Regions from separate parts of the Homo sapiens genome. Here regions 1 and 3 are each linked to region 2. Evidence: chromatin loops called from intact Hi-C (ENCODE). Cell type or tissue: heart left ventricle. All regions are shown on one strand.

Evidence for each region. Hi-C counts contacts between places; a loop is a spot of excess contacts. Peaks named below come from ENCODE experiments on the same cell type or tissue, not always from the same donor. Only the 100,000 strongest peaks of a DNase experiment are listed, where the experiment ranks them.
Region 1: a loop joins it to region 2, with 6 times the contacts of the local background. A loop is called at or near these places in 6 of 110 quality-filtered maps.
Region 3: it touches region 2 in a loop (5-fold over the local background); 17 of 110 quality-filtered maps call a loop at or near these places.

What each region holds. Positions count from the first base shown.
Region 1 is chr12:91,378,825-91,386,824 of GRCh38, reverse strand. All of the region lies in intron 4 of LOC105369896 (a long non-coding RNA gene), which reads left to right. Among named protein-coding and RNA genes, the nearest start is that of LINC02823, 56 kb to the right of the region's middle. RefSeq lists enhancers at 4,268-5,099, 5,100-5,933. In heart left ventricle, a CTCF peak has its summit at 4,614 (motif pointing left); a DNase peak (open chromatin) is centred at 4,624; H3K4me3 peaks cover 1,131 bases; H3K27ac peaks cover 992 bases.
Region 2 is chr12:92,240,814-92,248,813 of GRCh38, reverse strand. No RefSeq gene overlaps it. Among named protein-coding and RNA genes, the nearest start is that of BTG1-DT, 99 kb to the right of the region's middle. In heart left ventricle, a CTCF peak has its summit at 4,532; no DNase peak of the experiment used is centred here; H3K27ac peaks cover 1,291 bases.
Region 3 is chr12:91,807,522-91,815,521 of GRCh38, reverse strand. No RefSeq gene overlaps it. Among named protein-coding and RNA genes, the nearest start is that of LINC02404, 64 kb to the left of the region's middle. In heart left ventricle, a CTCF peak has its summit at 3,626 (motif pointing left); a DNase peak (open chromatin) is centred at 3,621.

The sequences.
Region 1 (8,000 bases), 860 kb after region 2:
TATGGCTGTAGTATAAGAAACATAAAAGAACAAATAAACCTAAAAACCTGACCGATGTATCAGGGAAGACAAGGCTGTTTGCCCTTAATTTAAGAAAGGAGTTTGAGGAGAAATAAGTAAAAGACTGCACAAGAAATATTGGAACCTGCATCTGTAGCTACATTAAGCCAAATGAGGGGAGGGGAGGGGTTGATGTAATGAATTCTTTACAGCTTAATTAATTTTAAAAAAATACTTCATCAAAACAATTTTACACGTAGGCAAATAACTGGTGAATGTCTTACTCCTACTGATTTGCTTTCAATGTGGACATACCTCTAATTTGTATTTCACATTAATCCCTAAAATCAAGCCTTTCTGCACCAGCATGCCTCCCCCACTGCCACCACTCCCATGCCCCACCTGATTTTACTCTCACTTTATTTCACAATGGTTGTGCGTATGCTGTTTCTTCTGTTTTGGACTCTCTTACTTCTTGATCTGATCCTTAACTGCTCTTCAAATTCCAACGTAAGTATCTTTTATCTGTCAAGCTTTCATTAGACTGCACAAAGGCTCACCTAAAATCCTTCTAGTGTTTTGCATATAGGTCCATCATCAGCAGACAACGATGATACTGGCACCTGGTGCACAAGCATCCCCTAGTCCTATCCCTGCAATGAAGCATGTGCTTGTCTGTCTCCTCCAGTAGACCAGAGGCCTCTCAAAAGCAATCATAATTTGATTGCTTTTCAGTACTTCTACCATTTAGTACAGGACCTGACAGAAGGGCAGGGCTGGGGATGGACAGAAACTTGAGCTCAACTCAAGTATAAGTTCTGTTTAATGGTGTGGGTGCCAAGAAGACTTGTGGAGAAGGATTCTGATGTGTAGCCTGTTCTGAGAGGGAAAGAGTTCCATGATCAATTAGCGATGTCGGCTATGGGAGTAGGAAACTGGGAATGGCAGTACCTATCCCACACATTTGCTCTTTTATCACAGGCATTCTGTAATTGTTTGTTGAGAGAACAAATACATTAGCAAACTTGAAGTAATGTTTCTTGCAATGTATATAACAATATTAAGTAAAATATTCTTTACTTCATTTCATAGCCTCTGATCTCAAGGATCACAAAACACATTGAGTATTTTTTATGTCACTGATCACTCCCTTTTAGTTTTGAATGTAGGTATTCATTTCTCTTAGAAGGGAATTTGAGACCCATAATCCATAAACAGATCATGCATATGCATAAAACAAATGTGATCTCCATGGTACCAAATATACAGGGTATCTGTTTTCTTCAGTAACTTGATTCAGTGGTTTTACATAGCCTTAAGATTACATGGTCAGTCAGAAGTAGGGCTTGGATGTCTGACTATTTTCCCCATAAACAGAAGGACAATATAATTTATAGTCCATACTTGGGACACCTTTGAGAGTGAATGGGGTGCTATTAATTATGTTGTAACAAGAGATGTAAACAAAAAACATTCTGGGACATGTGCGACGTATAGTCACCCTACTCTATAGAACTGTGACTCTAATTCTCCTATAGGCTACATTAAGTTGTTTGCTTAATATACACCCAAAACTGTAATTCCAATTGATTTCCTGTGGTTTCTTGGGTCACTGTATTGAGAAAGATATTAAGGCCGCTTCCAGATGTCACAGAAAAGGGTGCTGTGTTTCACTGGTGATGCCTGGTGGCTGACAAATGTGAATGAAAGGACAATGGTAGGAGTGCCCCTCACTTATGATTCCTGATCTAGAACTGAGAATCCACAGCTGTTTGCACTTCTACACTAGGTTCCTAGGAAGTAGTTATTTCCTCAATATTGACTCCTCCTCCATTTTGGTGCTTCAGTTCCCTTTGTGAGGATCTGGATTTCATATGACTTAGGCCATTCATAACCAAGATTTGCTGCTAACTTTCTAGACTTTATAAATTTGCTACTTACCATTTCCAGTTCTAGCTGTGCTACTCAGGATTCTTGATTTCTTGTCTATCCATACCGTCACAATTATAGACTTTTTTGTAAAATCACTTCCACCTAATTTTGGAATTACTGGGCTTCCAGTCCTCATGACCATACCCTTTACCTAGTGCATGGCTACGGGATCTTGTCTTTTATATAGCTTGGCTTCCATTTTTTAGCTTCCTAGCTATGACCAATTTCTCCCTGGCACCTGTAACTAGCAAAATCCTAAGTCCTTACATAACAGTTAATCTCAAAATCTAGTTTCCAAGCCAGTGCTCTCTCAAAGGTCTGTTGTTCTGTTTCCAAAATTAGCAATGAAACATGATGCAGGTATTTCTGATAAGAGGAGGATTTCATAATAAAATTACTCAGAAAAGTATCTCAATTATCAATTTTGTTTCAGCACAGAAGACAGAGCCTGAATGATCTTTGCCAAGTCCCTCAACTTAGTGTTTACAAAACTTCAAAATGTTTACTTAATATAATAATGACAAATCCCAGAGAGTTTTGTGAAGAATAACATAAAAGTCAGAAGGGCTTGCTTTGTTAATGCTAATTAACCCATTTGTGCCTGAAGCTGCAATTTTTTGAATTTTTGCAATCAGATCTTGGTGATGACCTTGAGCAGCAGGATATAAATAACTCCCAGATGCTTAGCGTTCCAATAATGGAACACTAGGCATAAATGGATCAGGACACCTGTCCTAATTCCATTATAGGATTGTACTGAGGAACGAATGCAGTGATAAATAACACAGTTGTTAGAAAATATAAACTATGGTCTTTTGTATAATGCAAATCTCAGATATGTTAGAAATGGCTTTTGTATTATTTATCTTAATCTAACGTAGTTTTAACTCCAAGACTCAATTCTACCATATTGCCAAGAATTCCTCTAGCCTTTTCAAAATAGCACCAGAGACTGGGAGCCTTAAATCTTCATGAAAATAGGGAAGAAGCTGATGTTCTGGCTAACATGGTCACTTCTGATTTTTTCACTATCCAGAAGATCCCCTTGACATCTGGCAGTTCTCAAGTGCTTGTGTACCAGTCTCAGGTGGGAATCTTTGGTCATGTTTGGAACGAACCCAGCTGTGGTCCCATCTCCTGGTAGCCATCTCTCACTTCTGCGGGCTCCTGACATCTAATATTCAACTCTGGAGTCATCCTGCCTTCTCCCACATTCATCTGAGGACCAGGGCTGTGGTTCCACTGCCCTAGGGCCTATGACCAATGAGCCTCTCTCCTCTGGGGGAAGACTCTCCACCCCTGGCTTCTACAAATTCTTCCTTGTCTTCTTTACTGCATGGGCAGGTGGGACAGGATGATTTCTTTCCATTTCCCCATCTCTTCTTCTCTCACTGGGCATCCTGATGGTGGCACAGGGGCAGCTAGGTGTCAGGGCTGGGACTTGAGCAACTCAATAGCTGACAGGCTCAGGGAGATAGGGAAATACATCACTGACAGCCTCGGCCTCTTCCTCTACAATCACCTCATTCTATTTCCAAACTCAATGCTGGACTCCCTCTCATGGGTTGTTGCACATTTGGTGATGAATTTCTTTAACTGGCTCTAGGCCAGGATGATAAAGCAAAGACTATAAAACACACAGAATTACTGCAAAGAAACAGAACCCACATTCTTTCCAGATATTGCATGTTGAAAACTACATATCCGTAGTCATCTGGAGATTTCGTTGTTTAGGAATACAATTCCTAGGTGGATTTTTCTTTTTCTTTTATTATTATAATTATTATTGTCAAAGGAAACTATTATAAACTGAATGCAATAGAAAAAAAAGGGTCTACTACCACTTTTAGTTTCTGTAGTATTGGTTAATGAATATGATACTCCTCTCTACAGCCCCTCTCCCCAACATCCATGTTTTATGGCAAAAGATTATAGGCTCATAAATGCAGCTGGGGCCAATAATTGATGAATGCAATATTTTATGACAGATTATGCATTTCCTTAGACAGGTAACTGTTACAGAAATATTGCTTCTTGATTATAACCAATCAGATAATAAAAATATGTTTCAGTTTTACTGAGATGTTTGATTTTCTTAGGTCTTGTTGTGCCACACCAGGAATAAAGCTTAATTAAGGATTCATTTACTAATTGTTTATCATAAAAGCTATATTCAAGGGAAAAAGTTACATTGAATCCATAGTTTTCTGGGAGGAGAACATGGGAACAGTCTGTTTGTGACCTGTATTTCTCTGCCAACTTCAGGACTTGGTAACCTATACAGGTTTCCTATGTGAGAGGTTAAAGTGTGGGTCCTTCTGTTTCCTAAAAAGGAAGCCTATAAAGCACCACATCATCTTTTAATTATTTTCCATACAATAAAGCCAGTTTAAGGCCATGAAATGGCCTATGAGCTCCTATGTGTTATGTAACATTTTCAGTGGTTACTGTAGCAACATTTTGTCCTTTATGGCATTTCATTTCCATATAAAGTAATCTGCATTGTTATGGGATGCTTTGTCCCATAGTGATGACCATAAACCATGCTCAAGGGTCTCAAACACTGACTCCCCACTCCCTTTTGTTCTACCTGAAAGGCGCCTACTAAGCTTCTTCTTTTAGTGACTATTAAAGGGGGAAGGATGCCCTGAAGAGGTTCGTCCGCTGTCCAACAGCGACCCCTAGAGGCACAATGCCTTGAAAGTGGCCAAAACCTCCAAAACTTCAATGCTTTTCTCCAATCAAGTGCTGCTGTAATTTGCTTACCTTGAGAACTATCACAGCATTAATCAAGACCTGCCTTTACTCTGAAAACATGGGCTGCTTTTGGTGCCCAAAAACGAAAGCCCAAAGTTTCGGGAGCTTTACTACCTACTATCTACTACACATACATTTGTTTTCTCTTTGTGAGATTTAAGGGAACCGTGGAAGAATTGCTTTTTATTCATCATCAAATAAGCATAATAACAAATTTGGGCATAGTCAAGATACAACGCCTTTGATGGCTTTTCGTTAGTTTTTTGTTTTTGTTTTGTTTTGTTTTTCGCTTGAAAAATAAGTTAAAATCTCAGGAAGAAAGAAAGAAAATCCTAGCGCTTTTTCTTTTCTGAGCTTGCAACTGTTTGTAGCTCAGGCACCCGGATGATTCATCCCATGAAAGCCTTGAGCGCTCCATTTGTTTTGTAGATTTCACTACTCCCTTTGTTCCGCTTCAAACCTTTCAGAGGGCTGAAATGCATTATTACCTTGTTAAAGCTCAACCAAAATCATTTCTACAGCCTGAAGCTGTTTTGACGTGGGTTGAGTATCTCACACAAAAGAATTGCTTTTGTTCCCAGAAGCTCTTATTGGCTGAGTGGCCTTTGCTCTGAGCCAATCAGAAGCTAGTTGTTAGGCTTGGCTGGCTATTTTTAGCCCAACACGCAAAAACACTTGGTCTTGGAGGGGGTCGGCTGGAGAGTGAAAGGCCCTGTAGTAAAAGCCAACAGCTAAATGCATTTTGGATGTCAAGGCGCGTTTGACATTTTCTCTTTAATTCCTCATACGCTGTTACATTAGCATGTGTTTTTCGTAAACAACAAACTTAGAGCTGCATTTCCCAGTCCTGAATTATCCATTTAGTAAAGAGACAGAAAGGCTAAGAAACAGCATTCCCCTTTTATCCAAAAGCAACGCACGGTAGTATCTAGTTATTTCATAACGCAAAAAAAAAAAAGTCAGTTACCGTATTGAGAATACTAAGGTGTTTTTGCCAAAGAATTTTTATGAATTTTCATCTTGAGTTAGAAATTTTCAATGCCTTGCTCATAATGAATTATAGAGTCCTAAAATAATCTTTTCCTCTTGCCCTTTAAATATGTATATAATTACACGAACGAGTATACACATGATGTGTAGCAATTAAAATAATAAATGCTGAGTGTGTTTCATGCATTGAGAAAAAGCATTCTTTTGAGCATGTTCTTCCATTTAAGCCATTACTCAGAGGGCACAAGAAGTATTTTTCCCAAATGCGCTTCAAGAGACAGGGCATTAAAACACACAATTTGTTAATTATCCGATATTATCAGGAAATGAAAGTTGCCAAACGGGAAAAGCCAGGCTCTTAAACTTTGATTTTCCCTCAGCAGTCTATTCAACTGGGCTTATATAAGGAGGAGACAAGCTGAACCCAAATTTTACAACACAAAGCAATTTTTATTGGCAGCAAGGGAGACCCCTTCCTGAAAAAGAAAGAAAAAACCCAAATCTATGTCTAATTCTTAAAATATGTTTCAGGTTGTAGATTTTAGCAATATTTATTATTCAAGCTTGGGAATATGACCTCATTTGCCATGGTTGTTTGCTTATTTTAAGAAAAATGCCTTTCTACTTCTTGTTGCAAGCCATCAGGCAACCATTTAAACATGCAAGCAAAAAGTCTGGATCATGGGCATATTTAAAAATCTGGAAGACTTCAATAAGTTGTAAAGATTTACGATTCCATCGTGGGCTTGCAGAAGGGGTTTGCTGTGGCCTTCTGTGAGCAAGGGCGGCCTAGTATATGGTGGGCATAGGCCAAAGAACTTACCAAAAATTCTACCAGAGTGAAGGGAGCACAAATAGTTTTGGGGGAAAACTTTCCTTGTCTTAAGCAATACCGTATACAGTGTTTAGAAGGAATGTCACCTAGGTTTCAGAAGGTGAATTTGAAAGGCTGAAATAAAGTACTTTAGAAAGAGGTATCTTTTTCTTTCCAACATCAATTTGATGCACACAGGGACAGATTTTGAGAAGCTCTGTAATTGCTCCCAGGAGTTGAGTTAGGTTGAGGTAGTCAACCAGCTGCTAACAATTTAGTTTAATATGCAGTCTTAGTAAATTAAAGGAATCTGATAAATTGAGACCCAGCATGATTCTTATTTGTTTGCTATGGCATAACATGTTGAACGCCAGCAGAAATTAACCCATTGAAATTTTTCTACTCAAGGCCCCCATTTTATTTTCTCACTTTCCTGTGTCAGATGTTTTTGCTCCAGACTTGGTCATCTGAGCAATTCCTTAGTTTTATGCTTATCTACTTAAAAAATATATATATAACAATAATACAAATTCTAGAATCATGCTTATTTTCAGTTTTCTCTCTGTGTTTGTATTTAAACTCCTTGAAGGTAAAAATAAATAAATAAATGAGTCTGTTACTCCTCTTGTGTGTTAACCTTTCTACTTCACATGTAGATCATCTTAAACATGCTTGATGTAGATTTTGTTTTCTGTGGGAGCTGAGACACTTGTGGGAGGAGAAATGTGCAATTTTGTACTTGGCTACATCCCCAGAGGAGTGGTGACCAGAAAAGGGAAAGACAGCTTGCCAGATACCTAAAGGATAAATGAGATATTGAGCTACTGGAAACACCAAAATTTACCATTGATTCTTTCTACACACTAAACTGTTACTTGTGATAGTAGTTGTAAAAAACTGCATGTTTATTAACCGAAAGGTGATTGTTCTAACATTCACTGGGAAAGAGTGAAATGGTTGGAATAACACTTTAGCACTCATACCTAAAGATTTGCAAAGCCAAAATGCCAGGCAAAATTAAAACAGGCTAAATTCATATGTACAAAAGAGCTGTAATTCTTTTATGATGAAATAGATATTTTCTTAGAAGCAACAGTTTCCTGTGTTCTGTAAAGTAAGCCAAGTCAGTAATGGGTAACTCTGGCATCTCCTGCTCTCCTCTCACCTCATGGATGCCAGGCTTTCGAGTTGTATTTCAATTCTCCCTTACATTGTGGCCTCTTTGCCTCACTCCCAAATTCCTCATACCTCTTCCAAACTTGCAGTTAGGAGTGAATATAGGATCCTCCTCCTCCTCCTCTTTCTCTCTCTGTCTTTAGATTAAACTGAAAACATGGCAGCTTTTTCCAAAATTATTCATTCTTTGTCAGGTGTGTGTGTATGTGTCTTATTGTGCCATTGAAAATAAGAATGTGGAGGGTGCCTTACTATGCCATAGAACAATTTATTGTGTTTCTGGGTTGCCATCTTTTCAATCTGATTAATTTATGGTCCCATAGAGAATCTC
Region 2 (8,000 bases):
AAAAACATGACTTTTCTGCAAAATACACCTGTCCAGAGAAAAGAAAAAGTGCAAAGACATAAAAATTCATCTTCTAGCACTCTGAATTCTCTGATCAGTTGTCTCTTTTCTCATAGCCGTTTTCTCCCATCACTACATTTCTGAGACTCCAATCGGGGAATTATAATTCTGGAAAGTGATGGAATGAGCTAAGCTCCACAGATGCTGAGACAGCCCGTTTACTATTATATTTCAAAGGCAACAATCCCAAACTGATGCCTGTGGAGATTCATTTTTATTTGGATAACACAGAACTTGAGATGAATGAAATGATAGCAGTACAAGTGCTATTGAGAACTACCATATAAATAAGTAGCTTACACAGCCAGACACAGGGATAAACAAAGGAACACGTCCACTGACATTCAAATCTCATTATGGTATTAATGTAATCTTCCTGGGTATGGGTGAAATAATTTATGTAAATGTGAATGGAGGAACAGAAAAACAAACCACCAAATACAAATTTTCAACAATGTGTCATCCAACAATATATGCACAACAATAAATACTAAGAATACCTGATTCTTATGGCAACTTTTCACCCGATGCCTTTATTTGAGCAACTAGACAATCTAATGACCTACTCATCTCATCAGATCATGGTGCAACTGACCTCATTCAGCACAACCAATTGTTCATAATTGGGTTTTGTGAACTGTGCTCAGTGTTAGGTGCTTTCTATTGAAAGTGTCTTCGTGATTCTTGGCAAGTCCTATCCATTTCAGCTTTTCATTTCTTCCAGTTAAGTGACCATGCTCAAGAGCTTCAGAATCTTTACAACGTGAAAGAAGATGGAGTATTGCCATTACCATGTATAAGAACAGACGCTCCACTCTGGTTGGGGATCTCTCTGCTCTAAGATGCAGGGGTTGAAATGGACTCCCTGGCTATGGATGAGTGAGTGTGCATTTAATTGACATGGGAGAGTTTGGTTATTATTTAAAGCAGCTGATCCCAAATACTGGCCCCCACACTAGTTTGGCTCTGTGATCAGATTCTCACCCATCTACCGTGAAAGAGGAGAGATAAGATTAAAACAGTGAAGTTTTAATAAATCTGAATTGTTTTATTCTAAGATTTTACTTTTTGGTGTCATTTGTGTAAAATGATGGGGTTAGTAGATGGAAATATTTTCGTTTTGAAGCCCCTAGGTGGATAAATTAAAGACTGACAACTGTATGTCAGCTCTACAAGTACTTAAACTTTGCTGGTCTATAAAATCCAAAGGACTGAGGCATGTTGGTAATATAAGTTATTCTTTGGATGAACAAACAAAAGTCTTCTAATAAAAATCCTCTAACAAGATTAGAGAACTATTAGTTGGTGCAAAAGTAATTACGATTTTTGCCATTGAAGTGATGGCAAAAACCACAAAAACTTTTGCACCAACCTAATATATTTCACGGATTAATCCCAGATTAAGTAAATATCTAATTATAAAGAGCAGAACAATAAAACTATTGGAAAAAATAAATATGAAAATATTATCACCAGGCTGGAAAAAAACTAAGCATGGCAGGGACACCAGAAGACACAATGGGAAAAAAAATTATAAAAGAATAGATTTTACTCTAAGGGTTGCAGTTTTCCGAATATTCATTACTGAAGATCCTTTAGTTTCAGCAGAAGTCTAAGTGGTCATAATATAAAAATGCTCACTAATAAATATTAAGCCCTCTACTTCTGTGATTAATACCTATTTTAACTCATTGTGTTAATGAATTAATGATGGTCTAATGTTGGAAATAGTGAATAAACAATGCAATTTAAATTTCATATAAGTTTTACTTGTGAGGTTACAATTCTCATAAATATCTCAGGATGTCACCAAGTTGATAGCAGTGATCGTGGAGAATTGTTTTTATCATTGACAAAGTCACCAACAAATGATCAGACAGTTAACAACTGCTATACGGGACCTTAGACAAAAGAATAAAGCCCTCTCATATTATTGCAAAACATGTAGCAATGATTATACTGGGAAAGCATTTATATTGTGTCAGTCTTTTTAAAGTGCTGCAATACAAATTTGATCTATATCTTATTCATTGTCAAACTAAAATAGTTGCATTTGCATGTTTTAACAATTAACTAAGTTTTAGAATTAAACTTAATATAAGACAAAATCAACTTAATTCCTTGTTTTCCATTTTATTTTACAAGGTAAAGAGTAAATGCATTGAAAAATAGATTTATTATGACATTTTGGTCCATTTTAAAAGCAGACTTACTTAAAATAGAATTCTTGTATCAGTTCTCCTTGGATAATTGAGACCACCTGTTTTTGAAAACACACACACACACACACACACACACACACACGAAGGAGAAAGACAGACTAGGAAAAAGTGCTTGTAACATCCTCTACTGATAAAGGGTTGTCATCTTCTATATAAAAATAACATATACTAATTAATATGTTAAAGATTAATATCAGGTATAAATACTAATGAATACTATAAATTCAGAGGCAATTCTCAGAAAAGGAAATATAAATGATCAATAAAGTAATGAAGAAATTACCAATTTCACTAGTTATCAGGGGAAAGTAAATTAATTCAAGTAGTAAGCTAACAGTTTCACCCATCAACCTGGCAAATATGGCCGGGCACAGTGGCTCACGCCTGTAATCCCAGCACTTTGGGAGGCCGAGGCGAGTGGATCATAAGGTCAGGAGTTCAAGACTAGCCTGGCCAAGATGGTGAAACCCCATCTCTACTAGAAATACAAAAATTAGCCGGGTGTGGTGGCAGGCACCTGTAACCCTAGCTACTCAGCCTGCTCAGCAGGCTGACGCAGGAGAATTGCTTGAACCTGAAAGGTGGAGGTTGCAGTGAGCTGAGATCACACCACTGGACTCCTGCCTGGGTGACAATGTAAGACTCCATCTCAAAAAAAAAAAAAAAAGGGAATATGTATTTACATATATTTGATTCTTAATATATAAAATATGAATATATACTAAATTTAAATATTTATAATTATAATTAAATATTTATATAGTTAATATATAAAATATAAATGTATGTTATATAGTGGCAAATAGATTTAAATATACTATATTTTAAATATATATGTTATATATTTTTAAAATATGTATTAGCCAATTTGATGGGTGGATAATTGTATATATCTCCAGTTTTGGTAGGAGAGTTAGGAAATAGATATTCTTATTGAAATGTAAATTAAATACCTTTTTGTTTCAGTAATTTGTAATCTATATTAAAATCTTAAGTAAACATACTCCTTGACCTAACTATTCCACATCTAGGAATCTATTTTGTACAATACTAGCAAGGATACAGAAAAGCATGCATACAGGATGCTCATTGTAGCATTATGTGTGGTGGCAAATAAAAGCACTTACTAGAAAATATCAATAAATTGTGGTGCATCATACAAAAGAATATCAAGCAGTCATTAAAAAAATAAAATGTAATCTGGAAACAAGTCTAACATATATTAAGTGACAAAAAGCCAAGAGTAAATGAATTTGTTCAATATCACTTCATTCTTGTAGATATATGTTTGATGCGCGGGTGCACACACACACACATTCACACACATCTATTTTGCTTTTTAAATCATGCATTATATTCATCAGTTCTTAACAGTGATGATCTTTAGGAGGTAAGGTGGTTAGAAAGAGGTGATTCTCACCTGGTTTATATATTTTTTTAATGATGGAATCATAAGTGAGCTTTTTTTGTGTTTCTTTCCCAGTATTTGAAATACAAATGAATAAATGACACCAGTAACTAAAAAAGGTCTTGGATCATTTTTGAGGTGGCAGACAATATCCAAGGTGAGCACCATGGCTGAGAATGCGCTTATAGCCACGATGCACAGAAATGCACACCTGAACACACATTCTCTCACATTCAGTTCAAGTCCCTTCACCTGAGACCCAGGGAACCACCAAGGTCTATGCATAGAATCCAAGAGATCTATCAATGTGGATGAAAAAAAAATTACATCTGCATTTTTATTAACCTCTAATTGAAATTTGTCAGTTTCTTTAACTAAGAAGAAAGGCAACAAGCCCCAGAAGTGGCAGCTGTACCTGTGACTTTGTCACCAGCAGAAATCACAGATTTATTTATATCTTATTACAATTGTTACAGACATCTCAAAATATTGTTTATGAACTGCTGTAGTCTGAAAATAACAGTGGTTTTAGGCCCTCCGCTAGAGCTTGTTCTTCAACACAGTGATAAAGAAGCTCTGAAATTTTTAAGTATTTTGATAGCTGTACCTGAGCAGTTGCCTTCTTTTGTCATCCTGTTTTTACAAAATTTTATGCATTTAAACATTATTTAGAAAAGGAATTCATAGGATTCACTAGACCACTCGGAGTGGTTATGGCACAAACATAACAAAGTTAAAAACCATTTATTGGGCTTTGGGAGAAAAACATCGGAATGCAGTAAACATGGTACTAGGTTGTAAATTAAAAGCTTGCAGCTTACTCTTTACATCCTGCCTGAAGATGGCCTTGAAGCCTTTTGAAAGCTTCTGCTCTGTAACAGGCACTTTTCCAGGAGCTGAGAACATAATGTTCAGTGAGGAAACAAGATTCCTGCTCCCATGGAGCTGAAATCTGCAGGAACAGTGGCAGGAGGGGAAACTGAAAATAAACAGGAGAGCAGATAAATAATTACAGCTAGACGTAAGTTCTCTGAAGAAAATAAAAGCTCATGGACAGGCATTTGGATTCTTTTCTAAGAGCATCAGGAAGGCATTGGATGTTTTAAGCAGGGTGGAAAATTGATTATGAGAAGAAAAATAATGGTGATTTGGAATATGGAGATGGAATAATGGAAATAGAGAAAAGTGGAAGAAATGAGTTATATTTGGTGGCTGACCAATGGTTTTCTCATTCCACTTAAGGAATAGGGGATTCATTCTAGAGATTCTAAAACCTATGTCCCCAAATCACTAATATATTCTGTAAATTTGACTACATGATAACTAAACAATTTCCATTAAAACATGAATCAAACTGGTTACTTGACATGATATAGAGATGCAATAGTATGGTTACTTAGAAGCTTAAGATGATAATTACAAGTCCTGTGGGAGATTAAAACCATATTCTGTTTGCAGACACAAAGAAAAATGAAACAAAATCAGCTTCTGTGAAAAGAATATGTTGACAGAGCATGCCATTTCAAGCCACCAGAAAAAAACAGGAATCGTATCATATTCAAAAGATTATGGAAAAATGTCTTGGGACAGAGCAGTGTTTTTCTTTCTTTTTTTCTTTTTTTGAGATAGACCCTCACTCTGTTGCCCAGGCTTGGGTGCAGTGGCGTGATGTAAGCTCACTGCAACCTCCACCTCCCAAGTTCATGCGATTCTCCTGCCTCAGCCTCCCAAGTAGCTGAGAGCACAGGCGTGTGCCACCATGCCTGGCTAATTTTTGTATTTTCAGTAGAGATGGGGTTTCGCCATTTTAGCCAGGCTGGTTTTGAACTTCTGACCTCAGGTGATCCATCTGCCTCAGCCTCCCAAAGTGCTGGGATTACAAGTGTGAGCCACTGCGCCCGGCCTGGAGCAGTGTTTTCAAGAGACGTGCAGGACCACACTTGCAAGATGGAGGCCTGCTAGTCAGTTCTCTGCAATGCCAAGGAGCTTTCATAATGAGGAGCCTCTGAGCTCAGTGACACAGAGTTCTCATCAGCAACAGCTGTGTGATTATTGCTGAAGCCTGGAAGCCTCCACAGCTTTGGCAGAAAGCCTTGTGTAAGAATATTGCTGAAAGTATCCCCAGGGATATGATATGTCACAATTATGTTGCTGCTTTTGTTGTTACTGTTGTCAGTTCTATGGCTACCATTTACTGAGCACCTACTCTGTGACCTGCAGTTTGCTAAGAACTTTATGTATAGTAAGTTATTCAATCCTCAGATAAGCTCACCAGTTAAGTGCTATTGTATGATGAGTTCAGAGAGTTTAAGCATTAAGCCCAGCACTGTCCAATAAAACTCTCTACAATGCTGGAACAGTTCTATATCTGTACTGCCCAATATGGTAACCACTTAGCCACGTAAGTTATTGAGCTCCTGACTTGTAGGAAGAGCAAATGAAGTGAATTTTTATTTACTTTTAGTTTATATAAATACAAATTTAAATAACCACATGTGGTTAGTGGCTACCATATTGGATAGCCCAAGTTCATATGGCTAGCAAAGATCAGAAGTAAGGATCCAATCCCAAAAATTATCTGGCTCCAAAATCATGCTTTAAAGATTAAAATACCAGGATGGGCATGGCGACTCACACCTTTAATCCCAGCGGTTTGACAGGCTGAGGTGGGAGGATGGTTTGAACTAAGGAGTTTGAGACCAGCCTGGACAACAAAGTGAGACTGCGCCTCTACAAAAAAACTTTAAAAAAAACAAAAAAAAGCCAGGCCTCGTGGTGCACACCTGTGTTCCCAGCTACAGTGGAGGCTGAGGCAGGAGGATCATGTGAACCTGGGAAGTCGAGGTTGCAGTGAACCATAATAGCACCACTGCACTCCAGCTTGAGTGACAGAGCAAGACTATCTCAAAAAAACAAAGCAAAAAAAAAAAACAAAACAAAAAGGTTAGTACTAGTTGTGGTGGTGCACCCTATCATGTTTGCATCATTAGAGCTTCCCAGTTACTGTGCTTACAACTCCTTTCTTGTCTGTAAGCCTAGAAGAGCATTGAATGCTCTATTTGTGTAGGCAGTGCTGCAAATTCTATTTGTGTAGGCAGTGCTGTCTACTATGGACATTTTGGTATTAGAACTCCCTGGTAATGGCCAGTGAGCTAACCAAATGTGGAGGGAAGAAGCAAAGCTAACAGAAAACTATTGGTGCTAGATATTTTTGATTTGTCCCTCCAGATTCACTCTCCATTGTTCTCTACTCTGTTCTGGGCTCAGGGAGCTGATACTCTATGGACTGCTTCCTTGCCCCCTGGCTTCTGGTTGGGTCCAGCCAGTGAAGGGTTCTAGTGGGAACTTGAAAGGTAAGAGGAAAGAGAGCTTCAGGTCTTTGTTCCCCCAGCTCTCTCCCTGAAGGGGCCATAGCTTAGCGATGACTACATAATTTTATTTGAAAACACAGCTTCCAGTGAATGACTCTCTCTGCAGCTGCAGGTCTCACTATATTCTAGGAACTGTTCCCTCTCTTTCCCCTTCAGCCAGAACCAGTAACGGCTTCCCACTTTTGCCAACCCTGGGGTGCTTTACTGACTACTGACGGTTTCCCTTAACCCTGCTTACACTTTTGTAAATGATTTTACTAAACTCTCTTCTGCCACCCTTTTTGAGTGTGCCATTTGTTCTTGCTAGGGACTCTGTTGGATACACTATTTGATGAATTTAAAGAATAAGAATTATTTGCTCATTTATGAACTAATAATAAAGAGAAATGATATGGTATTTCATAAAGTAGTTATCACATATTCTTAGCCACAAAAAAATGCAGCAAATTGCAAATTGTACACAGCAGGTCCTCATATGATATCATTTTGTTCAACATTGTTTTGTTATAATGTTGATGAGGAAAAAAAGAAAATCCTGGCTGGGCCACTGTCAATGTGGAGTTTCCCTATTCTCCCCAGGCCTGGGTGGGTTTTCTCTTGGGACTTTGGTTTCCTTCCACATCCCAAAGTTGTGTACTTTAGATTAACTGGCATGTCTAAATGACCCCAGTCTGAGTGAGTGTGAGTATGCATGTGACTGCACCCTGCAACTGAATGGCATGTTGTCCAGGGTTCGTTCCTCCCTCACACCCTGAGCCACCAGGACAGGCTCTGGCCACCCAAGACCCTGACCTGGAATCAGAGGGTTGGAAAATGGATAAATAAATGAATACAAATTATTTTATTTACTTCAATTTTTAGTATTATAAGGGTTTTGAGTGTTTATATAGAAACTTGGTGATGTTGTTGTGACCAGAAATATGCCATAGGAACTTAACT
Region 3 (8,000 bases), 430 kb after region 2:
AAGAGAATCCTAAGAATAGACACATTTATAGATTTGGAATATTAACATGGATGTAAAAATGGAGGCAAAACTGATTTCTTCCATAGTGGAGATGGGGAAACAATTGAACGGCCACTGTAGAGAACTTAAATGTCTAGAGACAAGACTTATTTTTGCACTGCTATCAGTTATCTACAACTTATAGAATTGCAAAATAAATTCCATAGAATCAAAGCTTTAAAATGGGAGAGAGCTGTGCTAGAGACTGTGTATTTTTACACTGAAGCACAAACACAAGGTTTCTCTACATAGTAGTGGTGGTGGTAGTTATTTCTGGATCACAAGTAACACGTGTGGTAAACTTCCTAGAAACAGGTTAAATTCTATAAGACTTGAAAAATAATAAAGTATATATATTATTCAAATGATCAAATGGTGCTGATGGAAAAAATGCTGTCCTGGCATTAAACAAACCTGGGTTCTAGTTCCATCATTTTACCATTTATCAGGTGATTGACGTTGGGCAAGTCATTTAACCTCTCCAAGTTTTGCTGTCCTCATCTGTGAAATTAGGCACCGGAACAAATGTTTTCTAAAGTGTCCTTCTGGACTCACATCTGTAGACCAAAAGGATGACTGTTAATGTGAATTTTGATGTAATGTCTCCTATGGATAATCTACCCATGGATAGTCGAGACTGGGCTACAAATGAGCAAAGCGATCAGGGTTGCTGGCTTCAACAATTTCAGCAAACGACAAGTCATTAGGGCTTTTGAAATGTCACCCATTTTACTCTGTATATTTAATGAAATGCTAATGTAATTTTGCTAAACATGCGTACTTATCATTATACATGATGGATTAGAGATATGAGTTTTCAATAGTAGTAAACTGTTGTAGAAATAGTAATTAAGCACTACAATTATGGGAACACCTACTACCTTTTATATTAGAAAGTCATTTTTTTTCCCAGCTGGTGTCAGTTAAAGTACTAAGAGACTGCAAATATGAGGAAAAAGTTTGTGTTAAAAGTATGGTTTAAGAACATTTAACTCAAACTCTGCTTATATCATGCCAATATTGGTGGGCAATGCCCACTCTGTGGCACTGCGGGCACTGTGTAGAACTTTTGTATGTGATTCCCTCAAGTCTGTGAGATCACCTGGGATATGTGAGTAAATGTTAGACCAGAAGTCATTTGCTTTTGTAAAACAGTTATTTATAATAAAATATAATTTTAATAAAATATTTATTGTAAAATTTAGAGTATCATTTATTATAAAATATACAGGAAACTGCAAAAAAAGTGTGAGCTTAGTGAATTATTAAACATCTATATCTCTCTGATGAAGAGAGAGACTTTTGATTGTGAACCAAGCGATCCTTCAGGTATCCTATCTCAATCAAGGCACTCTTTTTCCTTCATAAAAGACATTATTATTTTGTACTTTAATCATTTTCTTTCATTTCTTTACAGTTTTATCACCCAAATGTGCACCTTTAAACATTAAAGATTAGTTTTGCCTGCTTTCATTTATTTATTTTAGAGTATGTGGGGGGCGGTTCTTGCTATGTTGCCCAAGCTGGTCTCCAACTCATGGCCTCAAGTGATCCTCCCACCTCAGCCTTCTGAGTCACTGGGATTACAAGCTTGAGCTACATGCCTGGCTCTGCTTTTGATTAATGTGTCATTTAAGTCTCTTTCATCTAAACATCCTTCCTCATCTTCATTTCTTTGCAAACTTTTTTGCAATTTGTTAGTTGTAGAACATAGGTCATTTGATCCACAGAACGTCCTGTAGTCTGGGTTTCTTGTAAATCGGTAGTTACATAGCTTGATAATGTTCCAGTTCTTTTTGGGGAGATGGGGAGAAATACAAAGGAAGTGATGTGTTCCTCCAACAAGGGGCATGTAATGGCCGGTCACCTCTGTTTTTGTGATGTGGATAGTTGTTAGAACTTCTATGCTCAGATCCATACATCTACTGGGGATGTTTTGGGCTTGATTTTCTATTTCAAGACCATTTGAAGTGCCTATATAAATCACTAATATATTGAAATTATATGTCCTTGTTATGTTATCATGTTGGTATGTTTAGATATGTTTATTTCTTTAACATTACCTAATGTAGGTTAGCCTTGCTATCTCCATCCCACTCTATAACTCTATGGAGACTCCATGTGATTTGAATGATACTGGGAGAAGACAACTTAAAAGTGCTGAAAATGGATCTTTAAATTGATTTCCCATGTTTAAAGATGACCATGAACATTCATAAATCTTCCCCCCAAAACAATCTCTTTCAACATATCAAATTCGGACAATGAATTTTGATCCAAATTGTTGGAGGAAAAAAATCAAGTTTCTTATTGTAGTGAGTACTACCTGGATTTGATTCAACAACTTTCCTGAGCACTTACTTTGTACAAGGGAGAGGCCAAAATTAACCACACTGGTATCTTTGAGTTTGGAATCTTCTCAGTTGAGAGCACTATATACCACAAAATATAAATCTGACGAAAACACATTTACCTTGAGCTATTTTTAACAGGATTTTCAGGGACTCAGGCCTAATTCAGTATCAGAAATGTTGGACTCTATACTTATTGAGAAAAAAAAAAAAGAAACCTTTCTTGCCTTCTGATCTCAAGTATGAAGGTATTGTATGGAACTAAGGCTCCTTCCAGATCTAAGATAATGTGACTCTAAGACAGGCTTCCTCAACCTTGGTACTACTGATAATTTGAGCAGGATAATTCTGTGTTTGGAGGTTGTGCTGCACATTGTTTAGCAGTACCCCTGGCCTCTACCCACTAGATGCCAACAGCACCCTCCTTCCAAGTTGTAGCAACCAAATATGTTGCCAAACATTGCCAGATATCCCCTGAGGCAGGATACTGTTTGACAGTCACTACTCGAAGTCCTTAAGGCACAGATGCACTTGGAGGAAAGAAGGAATCTGCCTGTAGTTTGCATGTAAAGCACTTATTTCAGCAGTGGTCCAACACGACAATATTCTACCTTGGGGGAAATAAGTGTAGCTATGTGTACATACATTCATTTCTATATAATTTTTAATGTCCCCAAATTCTTATAATGCAGTCATAAGGTGATATGTTAATGACAAGGATATGTTCCGAGAAATGTGTTGTTAGGTGATTTCATCATTGGGTGAACAACACAGATTGTACTTACACAAACCTACATGGTCTATCTACTACACACCTAGACTATATGGTATAGCTTATTGCTCCTAGGCCACAAACCTATGAATAAATAAATAGTTAAAATATATTTCTAAAAGCTAAGAACTTTAAAAAAACTATCCCCAGTACAATTTATCTAATAAAAATGAATAGTAATTTCTTAAAATTGTAGAATATCCAGTTACTGTTGAAAGAAAATGACGATTTGAATTCAGTTAGTGAATGAAAATGTATTGAATCTAAATTCGTGGGCTACACTATATTTTACCGGCAGAATGACATTAAGCAGCTATAGTGCTGTCATTTAAACAAAGATTCCAGTTTCTGGAAGACAATATTTTTTATATTCTAGTAATCCACACAATTGTTTTCTTGACAAAATAAGGGGGATCTCTTAGGCAGGAGTTTGTTCTGGTTTTTCATTCTCTTGGTGGCCCCCTGGTGGCCAGATGGATTTTACAAGCGGCTCTTAGCTGAGCGTGTAAAAAGTGTGTGTGTGTGTGTGTGTGTACTTTTGAAAGGAGGGGAAGAGATTTTGAGAGGGTATGATGGAGTGAATGCTAATGTACTTCTTTCTCAATAAACACAAATACTCTTAAATCCATTAGAAGCTGTTAGATTAACCATGATCTTGGCTGTAGCTCTGTAGCTAGCAAGAGATTTTGATTAAATGCAGCCTGGTACAGAAACCTGATGAACATGACTTGAGTCTTTGGTAAGCCAACTCTCTAGGTCAATTTGGATTTTAGTTTCCTATTTTAAAAAATAGGAAATCATAATAAGTGAGCTGTCAGTCCTTCAGCATCCTCCTGACTGTTAAACAATTTTATGAAATAGAAACTCTCTCATCAATTGCTCCCTAAGAAGGAAAATGTGACATAGATATTTCAGTTAAGGTATGCTCAACTTAAAATATTTGGAGACAAATGAACACATTTTATCTTTTGATAAAAAATTTTCATTACATTTTTTTCAAAATTTAAATTTGTAGCTATTTATTCATTTGAAAATATTTTACAGAAAGCCTACAATAGACAATCTATTCTACTACACATTGGAGTGCAGATGACAAGAGGAGCTAAGAATAGAAAAAAACATGTGTAATCTGTCTTAAAAGCACCCATAATTTGTAGATGACAAGCTTAGAGAAAAGTGGTCCACTTTGAAAAAAATTAAAGTTGACAAAATAAATGAATTATGAAGTAGTTATTTGGACCATAGCAGAAAAGTAACAGTCATGCTGCCATAGGGATAATGTGTCTAAAATAAATCAATTATATATGAGTGCACACACACATATTTGCAACCTGGGTTCTTTACTGATTTTGAGTACAAATTAACAGTGGGAGTTATATTGGCTGAGTTAGGTGCTTTGTGTTTATGATCTCATTTAATTGTTACAATAGTGCTATGAGAGAAGCATTGTTATTATTTTCATTTTTCACCCAAAGCCCAGGAAATTTGCTCAAAGGAAAACAGCCATTACGAGATAAAATTGGGGTTTGCCTTCTTAGCTTGGGCTCTCCCCTACTCAGCTGTATGGTTTTACTTTCTGCACATCTCCAAGTTGGACTGTTATGGTGCTCAGGTCAAGAACCACTGTCCTAGAGGCAAGTCGGATCACAGAAGCCTACAGTTTCACTTTCTTTAGTCCCAGGGTAGTGAAACAGCAAGGCACAAAAGAGTTTCTACTTTTTTAAGATTTTTTTTCAACTTTTAAGTTCAGGGGTACGTGTGCAGGATGTGCAGGTTTGTTACAAGGTAAACATGTGCCATGGTAGTTTGCTGCATAGATTATCCCATCACCAAGGTATTAAGCCCAGCATCCATTTGCTATTCTTCTGGATGCTCTCCATCCTCCCACCCACTACCCTCTGACAGGCCCCAGAGTGTGTTACCCTCCATGTGTCCATGTGTTTTCATCATTCAGCTCCCACTTACAAGTGAGAACATGCAGTATTTTATTTTTTGTTCCTGCTTTAGTTTGTTAAGGATAATGGCATCCAGCTCCAACTATGTCCCTGAAAACGACATGATCTTGTTCCTGTTTATGGCTGCATAGTGTTCCATGGTGTATACATACCACATTTTTTTAAATCCAGTCTATCATTTATGGGCATTTAGGTTGATTCCATGTCTTTGCTATTGTGAATAGTGCTGCAATGAATATCTGTGTGCATGTGTCTTTATAATAGATTTATATTCCTTTGGGTATATAACCAGTAATGGGATTGCTGGGTCAAATGGTATTTCTGCCCATATGTCTTGAGGAATAGTCACATTGTCTTCCACAATGGTTGAACTAATTTACACTCCCACCAACAGTGTCAAAGTGTTCCTTTCTCTCCACAACCTCGCTACCATCTGTTGTTTTTGACTTTTAAATAATAGTCATCTGACTGGTGTGAGATGGTATCTCACTGTGGTTTTGATTTGCATTTCTTTAATAATTAGTAATGTTGAGCTTTTTTCATGTTTGTTGACTGCATGTATGTTTTCTTTTGAGAAATGTCTGTTCATGTCCTTTGCCCACTTTTTAATGGGGTTGTTTGTTTACTGCTTGTTAATTTAAGTGTTCCTTATAGACACTGGATATTAGACCTTTCTCAGATGGACAGATTGCAAAAATTTTTGCCCATTCTGTAGGTTTTCTGTTTACTCTGATGATGATTTTTTTTATTACTGTGCAGAAGCTCTTTAGTTTGATTAGATTCCATTTTCCAATTTTTGCTTTTGTTGCAATTGCTTTTGGCATCTTCATCATAAAATCTTTGCCCATGCCTGTGTCCTGAATGGTATTGCACAGGTTTTCTTCTAGGGTTTTTATAGTTTTGGGTTTTACATTTAAGCCTTTAATACATCCCAAGTTGATTTTTGTACATGGTATAAGGAGGGGGTCCAGTTTCAATTTTCTGCATATGGTTAGCCAGTTATCCCAGCACCATGTATTAAATAGGGAATCCTTTCCTCATTGCTTGTTTTTGTCAGGTTTGTTGAAGATAAGATGCTTGTAGGTGTGCAGTCTTATTTCTGAGTTCTCTATTCTGTTCCATTTGTCTATGTGTCTGTTTTTGTACCAGTACCATGCTGTTTTGGTTACTGTAACCCTGTAGCATAGTTTGAAGTCAAGTAGTGTGATGCCTGCAGCTGTGTTCTTTTTGCTTAGGATTGTTTTGGCTATACAGGCTCTTTTTTGGTTCCATATAAATTTTAAAAGAGTTTTTTTTTTCTAATTCTGTAAAGAATGTCAATGGTGGTTTAATGGGATTAGCATTGAATCTATAAATTGCTTTGGGCACTATGGCCATTTTCATGATATTAATTCTTCCTATCCATGAGCATGGAATGTTTTGTCATTTGTTTTTGTCATCTCTGATTTCTTTGAGCAGTGGTTTGTAGTTCACCTTGAAGGGGTCCTTCACTTCCCTTGTTAGCTCTATTCCTAGGTATTTTATTCTTTTTGTGGCAATTGTGAATGGGAGTTCATTCATGATGTGGCTCTCGGCTTGCCTGTTATTAGTATGTAGGAATGCTGGTGATTTTTGCACATTGATTTAGTATCCTGAGACTTTGCTGAAGTTGTTTATTAGCTTAAGAAGCTTTTGGGCTGAAATTATGGGGTTCTCTAGATATAGGATCATGTCACCTGCAAACAAAGATTGTTTGACTTCCTCTCTTCCTATTTGAATACACTTTATTTCTTTCTTCTCCCTGATTGCCCTGACCAGAACTTCCAATACTATGTTGAATAGCAGTGGTGAGAGAAGGCTTCCTTGTCTTATGCTGGTTTTCAAGGGAAATGCTTCCAGCTTTTGCCTATTCAATATGATGTTGGCTGTGGGTTTGCCATATACAGTTCTTATTATTTTGAAGTATATTCCTTCAATACCTGGTTTACTGAGAGTTTTTAACATGAAGGGATGTTGGATTTCATTGAAGGTCTTTTCTGAATCTATGGAGATAATCATGTGGTTTTTGTCTTTAGTTCAGTTTACGTGATGAATCACATTTACTGATTTGTGTATGTTGAACCAAATTTGCATCTTGGGGATGAAGCCTACTTGATCCTGGTGAATAAGCTTTTTGATGTGCTGCTGGATTTAGTTTGCCAGTATTTTGTTGAGGATTTTTGCATTGATCTTCATCAAGGATATTGGCCTGAAGTTTTATTTTTCTGTTGTATGTCTGCCAGGTTTTGGTATCAGGGTGATGCTGGCCTCATAGAATGAGTTAGGAAGGATTCCCTCCTTTTCAATTTTTTGGAATAATTTCAGTAGGAAATGACATCGACTCTTCTTTGTACCTCTGGTAGAATTCAGTTGTGAATCTGCCTTGTCTGTCCTGGGCTTTTTTTTTTTTTTGGTTGGTAGGCTATTTATTAACTGCCTCAATTTCAGAACTTGTTATTACTGGCCTATTCAGGGATTCAACTTCCTCTAGTTCAGTCTTGGGAGAGTGTATGTGTCCATTTCTTCTAGATTTTCTGGTTTATGTGCATAGAGGTATCTTTAGTGTTCTCTGACAGTTGTATGTATTTCTGTGCGGTCAGTGGTGATATCCTTGTTATCATTTCTGATTGTGTTTACTTGAATCTTCTCTCTTTTCTTACTTATTTGTCTAGCTAGTGGTGTATCTATTTTATTAATTTTTTTCAAAAAGCCAGCTTCTGGATTTGTTGACCTTTTGAATTTTTTTTTTTTTTTATGTCTACATTTCCTTTGGTTCAGCTCTGATTTGGGTTAGTTCTTGTCTTCTAGCTTTGGGATTTGTTTGCTCTTGGTTCTCTAGTTCTTTTAGTTGTAATCTTATGTTGT